2 separate regions of the Homo sapiens genome follow, and region 1 is linked to region 2. The links are chromatin loops, found by intact Hi-C in ENCODE. Cell type or tissue: HepG2. All regions are shown on one strand.

Region 1 (2,500 bases), 59 kb after region 2:
TCACAAGTAGCTGGAACAGGCAAGTGGCACCACACCCAACTGATTTTTTATTTTTATTTTTGTTGAGACAGGGTCTTGCTATGTTGCTGGTCTTAAACCCCTGACCTCAAGCGATCCTCTCACCTCAGCCTCCTGAGTTGCTGGGATTACAGACATAAGCCACTGACCCTGGCAGTGTTTTTAAACTTCTTTCTATTTAACTCCTTCAGGTATTGTTTGTTATTAGTTCATGATATATTTTTATAATTTTGTTTTAGAAATTAAAAAAAGGGAAAATAATAACCACAGTGTCAGGATCATGTTTAGAAGCACATGGAAGAAGCTATGACCAAAAAATGATATAAATCGGCTGGGTGCAGTGGCTCACACCTGTAATCTCAGCCCTTTGGGAGGCCAAGGTAGGTGGATCACCTGAGGTCAGGAGTTCAAGACCAGTCTGGCCAACATGGTGAAATGATGTCTCTACTAAAAATACAAAAATTAGCCAGATGTGGCGGTGCATGCCTGTAGTGCCAGCTACTTGGGAGACTAAGGCAGTAGAATAGCTTGAACCCAGGAGGTGGAGGTTGCAGTGAGCCAAGATTGCGCCACTGAACTTCAGCCTGGGCAACAGAGTAAGACTTCTTCTCAAAAAAAAAAAAAGATATAAATTACTAAAATGCGTATATGTCTTATGTAACAAGAAGTGCTGGGTATGCCTTATGCCTCCTCTTTCCTTCTTTCCTCTGCACACTGTGAAGACTCATCTTTAGGCTTTGTAGTCTCATGGCTGTATGCTGTTTGCTGCACTCTAGACAACACTTCCATGTTCCAGACAGGGAGAATGGGGAAGGGGCAAAAAGGCAAAAGAGAAGCAAGGAACAGGGGCTGTTCCTTCCATAAAAGCATCCCTGAACGTCTCATCCAGTGACTTCCACTGCACTTTATCAGCCAGGACTCCTTGGTACTGGAAGGTTTGGGTCACTCAGTTGCATTTTTATCCTTCTATATGTAATTCTAAGCTTCATTAAACTTATTTGCGATATAATGAGTAACTTTTTCCCCAAGATAATTTTAAAATATTCTATTGTGTTTTAGGGATATGAATATAAATGTTTTTCCTGTGCAAGCATTTGCCAAAAAAGACATTGTTCTTGAGAGATGTGTATTCTCTCAAGTTTGGGTATTATAAACTAAGAATGATTCCACTGGGAAAATGTTAACCAGAGAAATATTCTGCAGGATATCCCTGAATACTGTGGAGGTTTTTCCTTACCTCCAGCTCCACCTTATCTTTGGTGAGTTGCATAGTAAACATTCCACTGTGTGGATAACTAATGTACCTTGTCCCCTACTGTTGAACATTTAGAATGTTTCCAATATTTCACAATTATAAACAAGGCTGCATTGAACATCTTTATACAAACACCCTTGACCATTTGTCCAATTACTTCTTTGGGATCCTTGAAATGAAATGCTAAACTGAAAGTTCTGCAAATTTTACATTTTGATACATATTGCCAAATTGCCTTCTGAAAGGTTGTACCAACTCCATTACTTCTCCATTGCTGCAATAATGAACATGCATCACAATGGCACCCTGGACCTCTTACATGGAGAGGAGGATAGATGGTTCTGTTAACGTAGCCTTTGGAAGCAGAGAGCTTCATAATTCAGACACCAGTTACATTTGGAAATGAGATTAGTACAAGGAATCTTCCCATTCATCTCGCTAAAAGTTTCAAGGTTCCATTCCTGGGCAGATGAAACAATAAAACAAAACCAGTGAAATGAAGTCAATGTGGAGCCAAGACATTTACTTTGATAAACGTTTCCATTTAGGACCAATTTTCAGGGCAGCTTGCTTAGCTCTGACTTGAAGGAGCATCACTACCATGCTCCACCACAGTTTCTCTCTATTAGTGATTTTTCTCCCTAAAACACACACATTGACCTCATTAGCTCCCTTCTCAAAAGTATGTCATGATGCCCCACCCTACATATGTTCTTGAGAATGATGCCCAATATCCCAGTAGAAGAGCTGCCATTGCTTACTACATAGTAGTGACAGCATCAGCAATCATATAAAAGCTTGCAGTTACTTAATGGGGAATTAGTGTTTAACGGGTACAGAGTTTCAGGTTGGGATGATAGAAAAGTTCTGGAGATGAATGGCGGTGATGGTCGTACAACAATGCGAATGTATTTATTGCCACTGAATTCAACTCTTAAGGATGATTAAAGTGGCAAATTTTAACTTATCTATTTTACCACAATGAAAAAAATTTTCTTTAATCACAGACTTCCAGTTTCCAGTTCAACATGTGAGATGTTGGAAGTTGTCATTTTATCCTAACAAGCCAAAAACTGAACAAACTGAAAAATCAACAACTCTTCTTAGATTTGTCAGAGAACTGAGATCATAGGACAAACTGCCGCCCTCTAAATTGGAGAAAGAGAGGCAGATACATAGAATCACAATTTACCAGAGCAAAAATCCTCCAGTAGAAACTTGTGCAGG
Region 2 (2,500 bases):
ATATTAGCTTTGGATTCCAAGAGATGGCAAAATGAAGATGTCACTAATAGTCAGTGAAAAGCTGGCTCATTCTTCCTCTCTTTATTCACTTCCCCTGGGCTCCATTTTCTGCCTCAGCACCTGCGCCGCCTCATGCTCGGTAGCAGGAATTTGCTTTTCAGCACCACGGACAGCGATTGGCTGGCAGCCGGGGAGGCGAGGAAGCCAGAACGTGGGACATTCATGCAACCAAACAAATATTTACTGAGCACATCCTGGGGGCAGGCATACTGAAGAATACAGAGATTTATGTGGTCTTGACCTTTAAATCACTTAATCTCTTCGAGTCATCAATATTCCTAAACTGATACAGCTGGGGCAAGGCCCCGAGCCTCCTGATACTTGGAAAGTGTGGAGAATCAAAGGGAAAATGTTTCCCTTCTCAACAGTTGTTAAATTTATGCTGTGTATTTGCATATGTTATCTAATACTCTCATTAGACTGTCACCCTAAAAACAAACAAAAAAGCAGAAAACAGGTACTGCAATGTTGTATTCACCATTATACCGCAAGTACCCAGCACGGTGCCTGGCCCATAGTAGACACTCAATAGGTTTTTAATAAATGTGTGGATGAATGAATCCTCACAAAATCCTATTTTACCCATTTTTATTTTACCCCTATTTCATAGATGAGAAAACTGGGTCTCTGAGAACTCCCTTCTCGTGACAGCTATTAAGCGGCAGAGCTTAGGTTTGAATCCAGGACCTCCTAATTTCATGCTGTGCTGTCAAGCAGAGCCACTTAACTATGCGCTGGGCACTCTCGGAGCCTAGAAAAGGTGCCAGCTTGGGAGAGGCTGATTCTAACAATAGCACTGACTCACTATTCAACCTTGAGGGAATCATGTTTTTCTTTCTGGCCTCAACTTTGCCATATGTAAAATGGAAAAGGAGATTGTGTGGCTAATGGGTCCCCTCCCCACCCCACAAATGGCTTATAAGGGGCTCCCCGGAAGGCTTGGATCATGCGTTTGTTGCAGCTGGACCACGCGACCAGCAGGGGGCGCTATAAAATGAATTAAAACATCCTTCCCTTGCCTCCGCAGGGCGTCAAATGAGAAGCGTATTGATATCCCAGCAGACCTCAATATCCTTTTTCATCTTCCCGCTATAACCAGAATATGTGCGCAAGCAGTGCAGGAGCTCTTCTTTTTAGAGTGCAAAAAATGAACTTCAACCCCTCTCGAGAAGTGAGTAAAGAGGCAGCCCTAGGACACAGAGACAGTGCAGTGAGGCTGCCGTGACTTATCGCCCAGGAACCCACTGATTGAGTAACTTTGGACAAAGCCTCGAGCAAAGATAACTGTTTAAGTGGCTGCGGCAGCGGAAAAATCAGTTTGGCTGATTGATGTCCTGGGTTTCTTGTTAGTGGGTGGCTTCCAGCCATGGCTCTGCCTCAGCTCCCAGAATTACTCCAATAAGTGATTTGCTCATCCCTAACTCTTCTGAGGGGGTGGGGAGAGGGAGCTGAATCAGCCTTCTCACAACCCTGACTGGGATTTAATAGGGGACTAGTGGGCATTGGTGCACTGGGGGCAATGTGGGGAGAGGAGCAGATTTGTCAGGCTTGGCAAAAATATCTGGCTCCTGCCTGTGGGTGTGGAGGGGAAAATAAAGTCAGAAAAGAAGCGATTGCAGAGTGAATGTCTTTCAATTATTTGAAAAGAATGCAAATCAAATGTGTCACGAAGGCTGTTTCTGTAATCAAATCCTAGTCATTGAAATCTAGATTGACCAAAGTGGGTCTCCAGATTGAAGAGCAGTAACGGGGGAGCTTGGGAGATTTTTGTCAGGGAGCCCTACTCAGTGTAGGAGTCACCCGGGATCATCAGAAGGGAGCAGGCTCTGCAATTAACCAGACCTTGATTCAATCGTGGCTCTACTATTGACTGTCTGCAAGGCCTGGATCTAGTTGCTTAATCTTTCTGAAACTCAGCTTCTTCATTTGTAAGATGGGAGAATACTAATAATATATCTACTCTTTCAGCTCTCTATTCTTGCATATTAAACCACATTAACACTTCGTGGGATAACAAAGCAATCATTCGATTATGCTCACAGAGTCTTAGATCAGAAATTTAGACAGGATATAACAGGTATGGCTGTGTCTGCTGCATGATGTCTGGGGTCTCAGACTGGAAAACTCAAATAGGTGGGGGTTGGAATAACCTGAGACTTTTTCACATGGTCCCAGGCAGTGTTGCCTCAAAGGCTGGGTTCAGCTACAATGCCTTACCTTGGCCTCTCCAGCAGGATTCTAAAAGCTAGTGTTCCAGTGAACAGGCAGAAGTTGCATGACCTTTTATGACCTAGCTTTGCAAGTCACATAGTGTCACTTCCTTCGCACTCTGTTGGTCAAAACCATCACAAGGCCACTCAGATTGAGAGGAGGGGACATAGACCCCATCTCTAAGTGGAAGGAGTGTCAATTTACAGCCAAGTTTGAAAACTACCACACC

Evidence for each region. A loop is a pair of places that touch in the nucleus more often than their neighbours do. Peaks named below come from ENCODE experiments on the same cell type or tissue, not always from the same donor. Only the 100,000 strongest peaks of a DNase experiment are listed, where the experiment ranks them.
Region 1: a loop joins it to region 2, with 7 times the contacts of the local background. A loop is called at or near these places in 2 of 110 quality-filtered maps.

The regions. Positions count from the first base shown.
Region 1 is chr20:2,065,344-2,067,843 of GRCh38, forward strand. No RefSeq gene overlaps it. Among named protein-coding and RNA genes, the nearest start is that of STK35, 35 kb to the right of the region's middle. In HepG2, no CTCF peak of the experiment used is centred here; a DNase peak (open chromatin) is centred at 1,318; H3K4me3 peaks cover 405 bases.
Region 2 is chr20:2,005,845-2,008,344 of GRCh38, forward strand. PDYN-AS1 (PDYN antisense RNA 1) reads left to right here. Exons shown (of 4, transcript NR_134520.1): 4 at 1,088-1,673. Among named protein-coding and RNA genes, the nearest start is that of PDYN, 13 kb to the left of the region's middle. RefSeq lists a silencer at 79-373. In HepG2, a CTCF peak has its summit at 1,046 (motif pointing right); DNase peaks (open chromatin) are centred at 197 and 1,047.